Regions from separate parts of the Mus musculus genome. Here region 1 is linked to region 2. A link is a loop called in an ENCODE intact Hi-C map of the cell type or tissue named here. Cell type or tissue: gastrocnemius. All regions are shown on one strand.

Region 1 (8,000 bases), 130 kb after region 2:
AATGGTTTATTAATGTCTAATTGACAGACTGATTTTTCCAAGAGCAAACCGTGTGGAAAGTTGACCTGTGAAACTGCGCTCATGACCCAAAATGGCCGTCTCTTTCCTATGCTACAAGGACTGTGATATAAGTAATACATAGAAAATGTACTTGAGTCTACTGGCATAAAAGTTATTGAACAATAAATAGCTGTGGAAATCATATATTTTGTTTTAATATAAAGCACACGATACAGCTTTAGATGAGAAATGCATATCAGAATTAGAAAAATTATGTTCAGTCATCTGTGAGAGAACCGACAAGAGACGGTGTAAGGAACACATGGCCCCAGAAGGCACTTTCCTGGCGCTGCAAAGCTACCTGCTGCTGCGGACCCGGACCGTGCCCACGGCCCTGGATAACTATGAACACCAAACCATAGAAAGCATGTTGCGTGTGTGTGTGTGTGTGTGTGTGTGTGTGTACACGAGTGAGGTCCCATTTCGCCATTTACTTGGTTATTGCTGTTATGAATAAATAAGCTGTTAGAACCTTTCCTCCAAGTTCGAGGATTTACTTTCCGCCTCTGTTATTAACCCCGATTCAATTTGCAAGGGACAGTTAATTAAAATATGTCAAAATCTCAAGGTATTCCTGGGAGACAATGTTTAAGAGACAATGTTTCCATTGATTAAAAACTCAAAGTCAGCGCCAACATGGGACAAAGTGGCATTAGGAAGTGTATGGCACGGTGTGGATGAAAAGTCCCTACAGTCCTTACATAGTTTACTTCCAAAATGTTTCACCTGAGTTTAAAATCATGAGGAAGAACTGGACCAATCTAGACAGTGGGATTATCTACAAGACAACCAGTCTGGACTTGTAAAACTGGCAGTGATACACTGACTTCACGTGATGAGACCTTTCACAGCCCAGTGGGACCAAGGACCCAGGGGTTCAGACACTGTGGTCACCAAAGACTGCTCCTTGCCTTATTCTGATGTAGACTGAAGATATACACTCCTGGGAGTATGCGAAATGGAAACTCACTTTATTAAAGAGAAAACAGACAAGTAAGAAATTAAGGAGAAAGCAAGAGAGGCTTCGGAGAGAGGAGGAGGCCTTTGAGCCTCCTTTTCTAGAGTTTTTACGTGGCTATGGCAGAGTGCACAAAGGCTGGGGTACCCGTTGAGACTGGTGACTTCTCGAGGCTATCAATAGCAATTGAGAGCCAGAACACACTATGCGTATCCCCTGGCCCAACCAGATTGATGACCATGCCCTGTCCATTGGCTACCCACCTGGTTAGGAGATACTGAAGTCCCCTCTGACCATCTCTCATTTATGCTTTGCTAAGCTACTGGCCTTGTCTGGCTGTGTGCTGTCACTTTGGAGACTTGGATTTCTAATTCCATACTTAGAAACAGAGTTAAATGACCAGTTTACCCACTAGACACTACAAGCAGAAAGTAAGCCCTTCACAGCCAAGGACCAGAACTATTCTGTATCCATTGTTGTGCACACAAGATTTACCATACTGTTATTGCTGACATTCAGTAGATCTCTCTATAGCACAACAACTTTTTTTAAAGCCCTAGAGAGATAAAACATTTATATAATAAATTGCATGCATTTATAAAACATAAGGCCAAAGCAGAAGGTGAGTTTAAAGTAGCTAAGTGCTCAATTGTAATTAATTCACCCATTCAGTAATTACTGGCCATCTACTGAGGGCCAGACACAGTAGGAGGTTTTGGACATGAATATCATTTCTGCAATGTTCTTTTACTCGAGTAGGTGTGTACTTGAAGATCAAATAAATCACTGAGTATTGGATAAAGGGCTAGGGATACATAAATCTGAAATTACCAAGTCCATTTCTATCTATCTATCTATCTATCTATCTATCCATCTATCTATCTATCTATCCATCCATCCATCCACCTCCCCATCCATCTATCGAAATTGAGTCAACCCCATTTTACAAAGATGTTGACAGCCACAGGGAGTAACTGAAGTCTAAGAAACTCTATTTAATAAAGGTGCTAGGACTAAAAGAGTGATTTCCTGGCTTTCAAAACAGTTATTCTTTCAGTGTGGTAGCACACTGAAAAAGGTGATTTCATGTTTTGAGTGTGTGACCAACAGGGACAAAAGTCAAGAAGCTATGGAAAGAGGCTAGGTGGAGGCCGTGTGCACCCAGCACTCTGAGTACGGGGTGCTGAAGCCCGCTCCATGCAGGTGAAACTGGCCTGCTATTGTTCCCTAAGGTGCTGTGAACCTAACAAACTTCTAGAGACATGACTTTACGTATCACCATCACTACCACCCTGTACCAAGGCCATCCATGGCCTGATGAGGCCAGGATCTGGAGCTGTACCATTACGGGTATTAAATACAGATTAAACACAAACCACAAGGTGAGGGGTTTACAGGAACTCCTGCATTGCCTCCAAAGTATTTGCTATTTGAGGCTTTAATGAAAAAGCTGACTTATCCCTGCTGTGAATTATTAAATATTACTAAACTCTGAATTCGAAAGCCCACTCAGCCCTGAGGTGCTAAGAACTCCTAGGTAACTATGTCTGCTTGGAATAAATACTCAACAGTGCTGCTGCCTTTCCACAGATGCTGCCTGAGCGCCAAGCTGGGTTCCTGTAGTTTCAGAAGGTGTGTGTTACCAGGGCTTGAGAAGTCAGGCTTGAGCAGGTTATTCTAAGTCCTTACTGTAAGCTAGGAGCTGGATTACAGTCACTCTTTGATAATCTGCCCCATCCCTGCTGGGCTCCATTTCAGTTTATAGTCTGGAAGGTGTTCTGAGCTCACAGGACAGTCATATTCTATTTCAACTGGAAGAACTTCAACTAAAGAAAAACATGATGCATAAATATTAACTAATACTTTTCAACTTTCAAAAGGAATTCTAGAAATTTCTAATTTACTACACAGAGGAAAGCGTAAGTCAAGACTTCTATGAGAATGAAATACATAAGCTGCTTTCGCTATCATTGGCCAACTTTTACTGTTGCATCATTAACTTCAGGGATGGGGATTTATGAAATATAATTTTTAACAAAAATATGACAGTATTTTCAACACATCCACCCCAAAGGGCTTTCTCTTCCATCAAAAAGTTAGTTTTTGCAGTCTTTTCCTGCTAAGTAAGTGTGTGTATGCTGCCCTCTAGTGGACTGGGGCATGAATAGTGTATGTACTTTTTAGTCATAGGATTGCAGGTACACTGGATGGGGCCTATATAGAGTTGCAGCTCAGGGACTGTGGAATTCTTGCAAATGTTTGACAAGTGAGTGCATCAGGCCGTTGGGGAGCACAGAACCGGCCCTAGCCCACATAAAGCACCTTCAATTAACTTCCCAAACAGCCAAAGGAAGAATTCGCTACCATCTTTTAGCAGAAAAATTTTCTGTCACTGAATCTGCAATAACAGAGTGGCAGTGTGTCAGAGATAAAACGACTGGTGAGACCCTGGTGCGATGCTAGTGCTCCGACTCAGGCTTCACTCCCAGAGGACAAGCAAGTCAGTGCCTACCAGGAAAGGACGCCAGCAAGGGCACTGAGTCAGCCAGGCTTGGAAACTCGATTCCACTTCCTGCTGCTTACTCTGCATTTACAGCACTGCTCCAGCCACAGCTGCCTGACAGTCTCTCACACAGAAACCACCTAATTCCCAGTTGTCATTAACTTAGCGGGAAGTGGCTTGAACTGGGGACAGTGTAAGCCATCAAATGGGCAAACAGAAGCAAGCAGTTTGTTTTTTTCTCTTACGAGTAAACAGTAAGAATATCCTTATAAACTGTTGTGACTCATGTTTAAGAAGAATTCAGTAGTAGCAATGTCCTCGCTAGTTTCATATCAATTTGACACAACCTAGAAGGACTTGGGAAGAGGGACTCTCGATTGAGAAAATGCCTTCATAAGTTCAGGCTGTATGCAAGCACATGGTGCAACAGTATTTAATGTGCTAGTTGGTCCTGTGCTCCATATGAAAGCAGGCTGAGCAAGTCATGAGGAGAAAGCCAGTAAACAGCGCTCCTCCACGGCCTCTCCATCAGCTCCAGCCTGCGGGTTCCCGCCTGGTTTGAGTTTCTACCTTGGCTTTCCAAAATGGACGGTGACCCAGGACATGTAAATCAATACAGCCTTTCTTCTCCGAGCTGCCTTTGGTCATGGTGTTTTGTCACAGCAATGCTTACCTTAACTAAGACAACAGTCTACAATGTACTGCCTGAGTCGGCAGTAATGATAACGATAGCACGAGAGTTACATCTTAATTAGAAGAGCCAAGACTCGGCTAGTGCCTACCAGTGGCATGGACATTGCAGCTGCATACTAGAGACAAGATTGAAACAGGAGGAGACAAAGGTTGAATGTTTAAAGACTTGAATCTTCCCTCACCTATCAGTTCCTTCCTGAGTTACAGAGTAGTTTAGAATATTTGAAAGAAAGGACTCTGGAAGTGGCCTGGGTCCTCTAGAATGATGCATAACAAGTACTAGTAAGTTTGGGAGCCGAAAGCAGACTCAGTGTGGAGCATGAGGTGCAGAGAACAGGGAATGCTCACTTAAAGTCCTGTTAGCCTTAAGGGAAAAAGTCAAGTGAACTTGGCCTATTTAATATCAATAAAACTGTACTCTGGCTTCAAATAGAAAAGTCTTCTGGAGACCACAAAACCAGCTGCTGAAAACAGTGGCCTCTTTTTGAAGTGTTTTATCTCTTGTCCTGTCTTGTGACTTCAGCAGAAAAGAGTTTATCTTCTGGGACAATTCAAGCCCTGAGTACACTATAGAGACCATTTTCTGGGGGAGTGGAGAGAGATGGCCCAGTCCCTAGCTGCCAGCACTCTGCTGCCCAGACAGATCACCCTTTGTCTGTAAAGCAATTGGGTCTAGAACATGTCTAGGTTTCTCATCAGCATTAAGTCACCAAAGTAGCAGCTTACTGCTACACTAGAATAATAGAGGGTAGTTCTGTTCTTAACCATAACGCACAGAAAAGTGCCCTCTTCGACTGGATTTCCAGGTGAGCGGAACAAGACAGGCAGTGCCTCTTATTAGGGATGCTCTGTGTACCGGCTAGTTTGTGTCAACTTGACACAGCTGGAGTTATCACAGAGAAAGGAGCTTCAGTTGAGGAAATGCCTCCATGAGATCCAACTGTAAGGCATTTTCTCAATTAGTGATCAAGGGGGAAAGGCCCCTTGTGGGTGGGACCATCTCGGGGCTGGTAGTTTTGGGTTCTATAAGACAGCAGGCTAAGCAAGCCAGGGGAAGCAAGCCAGTAAAGAACATCCCTCCATGGCCTCTGCATCAGCTCCTGCTTCCTGCCCTGCTTGAGTTCCAGTCCTGACTTCCTTGGTGATGAACAGCAGTATGGAAGTGTAAGCTGAATAAACCCTTTCCTCCCCAACTTGCTTTTTGGTCATGATGTTTGTGCAGGAATAGAAACCCTGACTAAGACAAATTGGTACCAGCATAGTGGGGTATTCCTGTGACAACCTGACCATGTTTTGGGGAGGACTGTGGAAGGACTTTGGAACTTTGGGCTTGAAGATCCATTAATTGTTAAGAGCTCTGTCAGATGTTGTGTAGGAGCTTGGAAGATAATGTTGAGAACAGTGCAGAAGATGGAGGTCTGGCTTGTAAATTTCAGAGGGAAAATTAAAGACTCTTTTCAGGGCCATTGCTATTCTGATTGGGAAGATTCTGTGGTTTTGGTTAGCTGGGGTGAGGAATCTGCTGTGATTAACAAGATACCAGAACTACTAAAGTGAAACTTTTGCATTACTGGGACTATTGATGCTGGTTAGCTGGAGCTAAGAAATTAGCGGTGATTAAGAAGAGACAAGCATCGTTGAGGTGACATCTTCTGGGAAGTGTTTTCTGAAAGCACAAAGAGGCTGTGTTCCAGAGATAGCCAAGGTTGTACTCCTGCTGCAGCGGGACTTGGTAATGTGTAAGAGTCACCCAGGTGGTACTGGTTTTGAAGGCATGAAGGGGTCATGCAGAGCAGCTGAGGCTCGGCACTGTGAGAGACTATGGAAGGCCATTCACGCAGAGCAGCTGAGGCTCGGCACTGTGAGAGACTATGGAAGGCCATTGGTGAAGGTGCAGCCTCAGTTGCAATTGATGGCCTAGGACTGAAGGGGTCATGCAGTGTTTTGGAGATGCCAATACCATAAGATGACCACCAAGAGTAGCAGCAGTGGAGTACAGGCATCTGGAGCCTAGAAGACGACGTATGTGCTACAAAGGGCATGGCTAGAGAAGTGACCCAAGCCCTTGGAGGAGCCCAGAAGATTGTGAGTTGTGTCCCAGACATTGGATGGTTAGAGATTGATTTTTGCTTTTAATTGTGACTGTGCCCTGATATTTTCCCTCTTGAAGGAAGAAACTATTTTAGTGGAGCCCACAGTTAAGAGACTTTTAATTGTAAAAAGACTTTGGATTTTAAAAGATATTGGACATTTTAAAGGGATTGACTTTTAATATGTAAAGACTGTGGGACTTTTAAAGTTATTTAGATCTTGGGGATGAATAAGAAATTAAGGGTTGAAGCTTACCAGTGATGTGATTGTGAGTCAAGTTGACAAGGGGTCAATTGTACTGGCTAGTTTTGTGTCAACTTGACACAGCTGGAGTTATCACAGAGAAAGGAGCTTCAGTTGAGGAAATGCCTCCATGAGATACAACTGTAAGGCATTTTCTCAATTAGTGATCAAGGGGGAAAGGCCCCTTGTGGATGGGACCATCTCGGGGCTGGTAGTTTTGGGTTCTATAAGAGAGCAGGCTAAGCAAGCCAGGGGAAGCAAGCCAGTAAAGAACATCCCTCCATGGATCTGCATCAGCTCCTGCTTCCTGATCTGCTTGAGTTCCAGTCCTGACTTCCTTGGTGATGAACAGCAGTATGGAAGTGTAAGCTGAATAAACCCTTTCCTCCCCAACTTGCTTTTTGGTCATGATGTTTGTACAGGAATAGAAACCCTGACTAAGACACTCTGTGTCCCCACTTTAATACATGCACTGCCGGGCTGCTCTGTTCTCGGGTGGACTGCTGAGTTGTTCTGTGAGGTCCTGGTCTCTGCAGAGTGGAACTTCAAATCAACAGAGTTGGACTGGGCTGGAGTGGGGCGGGGCTGTCCTACACCTTGAAGTAGCCCAGAGCTCCTGATATCTGATTGCTCATGATATCATATCTCCAGCTTCTCTCTCCTCTTTACCTCCCCCTGCCACAACACACACACACACACATACAAACACACACACACACATACATACATACACACACACACACACACACACACCAGTCATTCTGCTTGAAGGTAGCAGGGGACAAGCCATATGAACTCAAGTATTTATGGCAATGGTTTCCAAACACTCCTTTACCTCTGTTCCAACTTCTGATCTGTGCTCACTGCCAAAACACCACTCATGAGAGTCACTAACGATAGACGTGTGGTTTCTTTAAGCAGGCAGCAGAAGCTTGACTTGGAGTCCTTTCCTCCCTCCCCTCCACATGTGTGATGCACAGAACCGGGGCATGGGGCCGAGACTTGGAGATTTTGTATAGATTATATTTTCAGAGCTATTAAAAATCCTGTAAGATTGGGTAGCCGTGAATGAAAGAAACAGGAATAAGCCAGGTGGGCAACCACAGAGAATGCCCAGTCAGGTAAGGGAAGCAGAGCTGTGAATGTCACTCACAGAACTTTGCTATGAATGGAGCACTCGTAATCCATAATCCAAAACAAAACAAAAAATGTTCCAAATTGAAAACTTTTGAGCATCTACATAGTGACACGGCAGAAAGCTGCATGCTATGAATTTTTCCTGTACAAAGTCACTCTGGAACCATTGTATACACTGTCTTTAGCCCACAGGTTCAAGGTAGACATGCAACACAATTAAGTTTCAACCTGAAAGAGGAAGAGGAAGAAAGAGGGAGATCCAGACTTGCTGGATCTTGCTGGGCAGTTAAAGTCCTGGGCAAGTGGCCAAGGCAG
Region 2 (8,000 bases):
GCAGAATATTTATTTAAATGACAATATAGATGATATTTGTAAGACAGAAAGGGCTTAAAGTGGAAAAATACAGTTTCTCGGCTGATTTTATTGACATCAGTACACAACAACTTGATTCTCTCATGAATCACATAAGACACCATATAAAACCTTTATTCCTTTAAGCTTGTGAATTTGATCCAGACATTCAGCTTAATGGATGAAGATAGGACATAAAACAAGATTTAGGCAGATAATACAAAGAGAACCAAAAGAATAAGACCTTCAGTTGGTGGCAGTTTTGTATTGGAAGTCAGTTTATTAACTAATATAAAAATGAATCTGTTATAGGACATGGGACTCAGATCGACCCAGAGGGTAGCACTGAGTGGTGAGGAACCTTACAGACCCTGTGGCCCTGCCTCCTGTCTTGGGGATCTCACCCCATCTAGAACCCTTCACTGCTCTCCATTTTCTTCCCCAGTTAACAATCAGCCCCCATCATCCCCACACTTACTCACATCTCTCTTCTTTAAGAGAGTTGTAGAGTAAGAAACACATTCGGCTGGACAGTGCTAGAAAGACTGGGAAATACTTTGATGTGGGCTTGGGTATCAACAGACTTGGTGGATGGAGGAAGCCAAAGATGCAGAGATAAACACTGAGGTCAGAGGACCATGAGTAAAATCAGAGAAACCACAGGGACTGGGACCTGTCGAAGAGAGGGCTATGCTCACCCTGGCGAGTTACACCCAGAAAGGATGAAGAGCAAATGGGATCGGAGAGTAAGTCCACTAGTGTTATTAAGGTCAGCATGTTTGTGAGAAGGATGTTGAGTGTCATGTTGAAATCACATGGAATTCTGAAAAATTAAAGACTCTTTGCTTTCCACTTGATGTGCTGGCTTGCTAAGTGGATAAACCAGGTCCATTTTTATTCTACTAATCATATACACGGAACATCAACTTTGGTCGAGAAACCCAGAGAACCACAGTGACATGGCTTAGGTAGCCTGGGAAGGAAAACAGAAAGAACTTGTGTGTGCAGAAATTTAAGTGTCCAGGCTCTTCGTACCCACCCATCTCTCCAGGCCTCACATAAACATGGTCTTTAACCTGACTTTAAGGGACAGTCACATATTCCAGACTCGAGTATGACAGAAGTCACAAGCCCTGGCTGCTCAGCATACTTCCAAGAAGCAGAGCGCACGTGAGCAAGCGGAGGGAGAAAATGCCGTGTAGAGGTGGGGAAGCTGCTTTCTCGCACACCAGAGGTTCTGCTTCATAAGGCCTTTTGATATCAGGAGGTATTGCTGTCATGCCTTGAATCTGAAAAAGAAAAAAGGCCATTCTTGTGAGCAGCCATATAAGAGCAGGGCTGTGGCCTAGCTTCCTTCATCAGTCTGAATCAGAAGGGACTCCAACACTCATATATTTGAATACTTCATCCTTGGTTGGTGAAACTGTTTGAAAAGGATCAAAAGGTGTGGCTTATTTTTCTTTGTTGGAGTACATGTGTCACTGCGAGTGGGCTTTGAGGTTTCGGTCAGTTCTCTCTCTCTCTCTCTTTCTCTCTCTCTCTCTCTCCCCTCCCTCCATCTCTCTCCCCCCCTCCATCTCTCTCTCCCCCTCCCTCCATCTCTCTCTCTCCCTCCCTCCCTCTCTCCTTCCCACTTCTACTTAGATAAGAATGTAATCTCTCATCTGCCGCTCCAGCACCATACCTGCCAGGTTCCTCGTTATAATAGTCAGGGTTTAACCCTCTGAAACTGTAAGCCTCCGAAAAAACTCTTCTGTATCAGTGATTATCAACCTTCTGAGATCCTTTAATATGATTCCTCATGTTGTGGTGACCCCCAACCATAAAATTATTTCATTGATACATCATACCTCTAATGTTACTACTGTTATGAATCATAATATAAATACATGCAGAATATCCAAAGGGATTGTGACCCACAGGCTGAGAACTGTTGTTCTGTATGTTGTCATAGTCACATCATCTTATCATAGCAAGATCCTGCCTGGTCACCTCCACTTCTGCTGGAGATTAGGGGATAGGCTGTGTTTGCTGAAGAAGCCAAGCATCAAAGGATGCAGAAACTCTAGGCCTGGCAGGGAGGGGGTGGAGTAAAAGGAGCCAAGAGTCCTTGGAAAGAGCTACAGGCAGGTCCTCATGGAGTCTAAAGCTGTCCCAGGCAGGCTGGTCCCCATGGTATCTAAAGCTGCCCCATGCATGACCATTTCACAACTAAAGTTTCAGAATAAACATCTCTCTTCAAAGGGAGCTCTCGGGAATCAGAGGTTGTCTGTCACCTCAAATGATCGCTGAACAAATTACATAATCAAACATCAAAGGACACCCCGACCACTAGTTTATAGATAAATGTCTGAAGCTTAAATTTTCATTTTTGGGAATCAGGTAAACTGTGACAACCAGGTTCCCAGAGGATGAAAAGCTGGGCTTACCGACCACTCTGCGTTGTCTGTCTTAGAACATCTCACATTCACAGGCAGGCTAAGAACGAGCTTGTTGAAGGACAGCCCTTCCTTTTTTGTCCATTTGAACTTGTTCATTGCATCCATGAAAGAAAGGTTTCTGTACTGCTTAGGGCTTTTGATAATGAAAGGCCATGTCCTGAAATTAAATGATCACAATTGCATTACATTATATTTCCTGAAGTGTTTTATCATTTTAACATAGACTTTATGCATGTTCACTTTTCACATATAAAAATAACCCCATATAAACACTTAGGGAATCACTAGTTGTTAGGAGAAATCCAGTCCAAATAAAGTTGGAATTTTTTTCCCTTTTACACTTATTTATTTTAAGTGTATGAGTGCTTTGTCTGCATGTATGGATGTGAACCAAGTGGTGATGAGCCGACATTTGGATGCTGAGAAATGAACATGGTTCCCTCTTAACTGTTGAACGATCTCTCTAGTGAACAAATACGGAGGCTTCTAAAAGAATGATTTTTCCTTAGACACAAGTTTCTATTTCTTGTTTTTACTATTTTAGGTGAAATCATATGTAATTTTTATTTGTAATTTTCAGTTACACACGTTGATTAAATTTTGTTGCTCGATCAAATTTTGTTGCTCGGTGTTTTGTTTTTGCATCCTTTTGTTTTTAGAGAAATTCTTTTTGTTCAAATTTTCTTTACTCTTGAAAATTTCATACATATATACAACAAAACAACATATAACTATCTATACCTTTATATCCATTTCACCTCTCCACCCTCATCCCCAGCACACCCCTCCCAACTTCATGCCTTTTTCTTTCCCTTGTTTATAATCCACTAAATCTAGTTAGTGCTCTGCCTATGTAGGTGGATATAGTGCCCTCCATCAGAGCATGGGAATTTTAACTTTTAGGCAGATTAATTTTCTTCAGAAAGCTTTCCCAGGGTTTGAGAATTCCACTGAACACCCTAACATAAGAGGTAATGTCTAAACAGGATGTTGTTCTAATGATATAATTAAGAACAGTCTACGTTCTTGAACGTTACTGTACCGGGTACAAAGTGTAGAATACCCAGTGGGGATGGGTGCCTCAGCAGCAGATCTCCTGCTTTGGCTGCTTGAGAAAACCAGTACAAAAGAGTTAGTTCTGAATCAGCATTAAAAGCATGGAAGCTATCTGTGGTGGCCTCTGCCTGTAACCCCAGCATCCAGACAGAAGGTGGATAAATAGTTCAAGTCTAACCTTCACTACACAGAGAGTTCAAGACCAGCCTTGGGCCACATGTGACCCTGTGTCAAAAATATATACATATACTGAGAAAATTATACTTCACACACAATATACTCTGCTTCCACAGACACCCTAAAAACAGGCACATTGGTTTTAAATGGCAAAGAATGAAAAGGTAACACAAGAGGGTTTTAGCCTCCTTGAAAGGCTATTCAGGAGACTGCTTCCTGTCAATATTGTATACTATTGGCTTCTGGATAAAGAAAAGCATAAGTTATGCAGCCAAAACTTTCCCTTAACTAACCTACAGCTGTTACATGAGCTTGCCATGAGTGACCACTAGGTGTCAGACTTGTGATAGCCCGCAGGGTGATTTGGTGATTGTTGGTAATCACAGATTCCTGCCTGCTGAGGAGGAATCCAGTCTAAACACATGGCCAAGACACTCTGACCATTTGTTGTCTAACCTGAGGCACAGTGGGTGTCACCATTTTAAATAAGCTAGGCCAGTGCAATGGATCTGAGGGGAGGGATTATAAAAGTAATATTTTCAGGTCAAATTTGAACATTCTTTTTCTCTAGTCTAAGAAGCGAGACCATGAGAAGAGTGGGTAGGATTTGAGCAGGGTTATATCCTTCAGCCCTCACCTCCCCCACCCCCAACTAAAGTAAAAATTTCTTTGTAGAGTCTTAAATGCATTACTTCACACTGTCTTTAAAATTGAGTCCAGTAACTTAGGAATAATCTGCATCTCTCTACATTAAATATATCACACAGTTTTCTCAGACCTATAGCATTTTCTCAGCAAATTCTGGTGACATATAACCAAGAATTGCGGTAGAGCAGACCTTGATTGGAAAGAAGCCTGTTAAATTTGCATATTCTGCATTTAAAATTTGCTCCTAGTTTTATTTAATGATATTTATTATTTATTTTACTTATTATAAGTTAATTTGATATTAAATATTATAATAACATTTACCTTTGAAGGGAGAAGATGTATATGTTGCAAAAAAATTTTAAACTATGTATGTAAATGGAATACAGGAATTGCAGGATGGGCACTGGAAGTATCTGCCTGCAATCCCAGGAAAGACCACAAGGGGACGCCTGAACTTTTACTAAGGCATTTGATGTGATTAAAGTTCTAAAATTGACTTTTGTGCAGCTTTGCTGGCCAAAGTGAACACTGTAAGCATTCTGCAGAGATGACTTTAAAATCTTTGATTCTATAAAAAAAAAAAAACATTAAGTTAATGTTTATGGAGAGTTCACAGAAAGAAAAGAGTGGAAGTTACATGAGCTGGTAGGACAACCAGAGGACGGGAGCAAACCCAATGGTTCATGCCTTGGAGATGAGGCTTGAAGACTGGGAATCTGAAAACGCAGTACCAGTCTCCCTGAGCCTCTTTGCCACATACTTTGTCTCTCTCCACCCCTGGTAATAAATGTCCTTTTTGTCACCTCTAACCTTTCCAGCTTCTCTAAGAGTGCAATTCAAATCCCTACAGAACCATGAGAGAAGGAGAGAAGCCTTAACAAAAGCAAATATGCTAATTATTTGCTTGGGAAAAAAAAAGTCTATGCCTTCTAGCAGAAACATTCACCCTGAAAGTAACAAGTACCGACGGGGTTTGGTGGATCTTGCCTGTTTTTCCGGCACTTTGGAGTTGAGTTCGAGGCCAACCTGGTCTACAGAGCAAACCAGGGCTACACAGGGCTACTCTATCTTGGAAACAAAAAACAAATAAACAAATGAAGAATAATGTATGAGCCTGCTATCACTGGGGTAGGGTCAAGTTAGAAGAAGGGAGAATCTTACAGAAACTAAAACACCCGAGTAAGTACAGGGTGTGTCTACCTAGACACACTTATAAGTAAGTAAACAATACCAATAATCACTGTAGTTGATTTGAAAAAATTGTGTTAATACTATACTTTAGTACTGATGGATCATTTTCCTTTGTAACTTGAGTTTAAACTCTGAGGTATGCTTGTCTTATAACACAGCAAAATTTACAGCAACACACAATATTTTAATTTTGTATTTTAATTTTTTTCTGCATAACATTAACAATTTTATTTGTAAATTCAGTTGACTCAGGGAAGCATTTAAAATTTAATGACTTTAGACATGGCTTTCCTGCTCCATGTAATATAAAACCAGATGGAAGAAAATATCCTGTATGTGTAAGTTGTTAGACTTCTTATCTGCCTGGAACCACACTGTTCTTTTAAAGGTCTTCCCGCTGGAGTCGTTCTTAGGAGCAGGAAGAGGTGTGGGGAGAAGGAAGGGAAGTGGGTTAACCCAGCCAAGAAGCAGCCCCGGGTCCATACAGCCGAATGAATAGCACTACAGACTGCCTTCTATAGCACAAATAAACATATGGTCAAAAATTAGTAAAACAAACAGAATGTTCATTAATAGACTTTCACTCCTGGCCACATGGAGCAACTAACACCAGCTTACTGTGCAGGGGGGAAAAAGCCAACACACATGAACAGAGCGGTACAGAGTGCCTGCTTAGGAGACTGGAAAACAGGCATGAGAAAACTCTGACCCAGAGGAAATGAAGACATGTCACGTCTGAACGCTGTGTTCATTCCAGAGCTCTGCCTGTGAGCACTCCTTGGATCACAATACAGAAAGGAGAATTTCCAACAATAAAATGACCATCGCAAGGAATTCAAGAGACAAAAATCAGAGTTAAGGGAGTCAGAGGTGACGAGTTTCCATGTAGAGAACAGGGGGCCTGGCATACAGATTGCTCTTTAAGTCCATATTAGGGACAACTAAGTGCGGGATGAAATCGCACAAGATAGACAAAGAGGAACTAGGGAAATATTTTTAAAAAAATTGGAGAGCTCCCAGAGCTGGTAGATTTTTTAAGTTCCAACTAGTAAGAGTGGAGGTATTTGCTGATGACACAGGTCAGGTATTCAGGGATCCAACTCAGACACCTGCGACCGGGTCAGGCCTCAGTAGTCAAGCTGCATGCATGGTCCTAAACATCCTGACCAGTCACACTGACAAGGATATTAAAGAGTTAGAGACAGTCTGAAATTATTAAGCATGTGAACAACTACATAAAGATAAGCTTAATCTATAGACAATTTAGAGAAATACCAAGCTTTGAAAATTGCAGTCAGCTTAATGATTAGCACAGGAAGGTATTAAAATATTATTTACAAAACAGGTGAAGGACATTTACACTAGAAACTATAAAACAGAACTGAGGAAAGCGAGAAAGTGCTTGAATGAGTGCAGCACTTCATGTTCGCAGAGGGCTCCATACACCGCATGGATCCCCACTGGTCTCTAATGCTTGCTTGCTTCTTTGTTTCTTAAACTTCTTGTCCAGGGTTGGAAACAGGGGATGTTAGATTGCTAATTGGGGATGTCTAGTCTTTATTTGGTGGCTAGTCATTTCCTTCTGCATGTCCTGAGATTTCTATAGCACATCCAAGTAGGGTTTGTAGGTTTTTGTTTGGTTATTTGTTTTAAGAAACTAACAGATTGTCTTAATCATCTCTATAAAAATATAATGAACCTAGAGTATCAAATTAATTTGGGAAAGGGTAACAACAAATAGGAGTTTACAGACTTTATTTTCCTACTTAAATCTATAATAGTCAAGTGTGGTACTGAAGTATCATACATACACAGCCATGAAATAGAGTCCCTTCCAGAGTCAACGTATCATCAAATAACTAAAATTCCAAATTTCATGGTAAAAAGGTGGGTTTCAGGACTCCAAGATGGTTCAGGGCACACATGCCTGTCACCAAGCCTTACAGTGTAAATTCTATACCTGGGGCTCACAAGGTGGAAGGAAATAACTAACCCCTGCACATTGTCCTACACACACACACACACATACACACACACACACACACACACACACACACACACACTGAAAAATACCTTAAAGGCAGTTTTCTTTCACTAAATAGTAAAACAGAAACTTAAGGGTTCTTTGGAAAGTCAGTTGGATGGTGTTTTGCTGGGCGAACACATGAAGGAATATTTTGTTAAAGTGGACACAGGTGTGAAAGGCTAAGGCAAATTCATAAGGATCATTTCGCTGAAGCAGACACAGGAGAGAGGATGTTCTGCTAAAGCGAGCGCGTGAAAGGACACCTGATGAAGGATTCTTTGCTAACCACACGAGTATGCTCTGCCTTACATTGTGTAGTTGAGCTACATTTGTCGGGAGGCCTAGAGAGAAACGCACCAAAAAACTTCTGGTGGTGTGCTGCAGTTTGTTGCTGTTTCCAAGGACTTGGGCTGATTGGATGCACTTGCTGGGGCAAGACC

The links. Peaks named below come from ENCODE experiments on the same cell type or tissue, not always from the same donor. Only the 100,000 strongest peaks of a DNase experiment are listed, where the experiment ranks them.
Region 1: a loop joins it to region 2, with 9 times the contacts of the local background. A loop is called at or near these places in 27 of 42 quality-filtered maps.

The regions. Positions count from the first base shown.
Region 1 is chr10:24,169,012-24,177,011 of GRCm38, reverse strand. The region is part of intron 2 of Stx7 (syntaxin 7); the gene reads right to left. Among named protein-coding and RNA genes, the nearest start is that of Stx7, 24 kb to the right of the region's middle. In gastrocnemius, a CTCF peak has its summit at 3,164 (motif pointing left); a DNase peak (open chromatin) is centred at 3,173; H3K4me3 peaks cover 383 bases; H3K27ac peaks cover 1,560 bases.
Region 2 is chr10:24,294,772-24,302,771 of GRCm38, reverse strand. It overlaps Moxd1 (monooxygenase, DBH-like 1), which reads right to left. Exons shown (of 12, transcript NM_021509.5): 11 at 2,448-2,616; 12 at 1-1,307. The coding sequence ends at 1,143. Among named protein-coding and RNA genes, the nearest start is that of Moxd1, 75 kb to the right of the region's middle. In gastrocnemius, CTCF peaks have their summits at 4,030 (motif pointing right) and 4,777 (motif pointing right); DNase peaks (open chromatin) are centred at 4,049 and 4,780.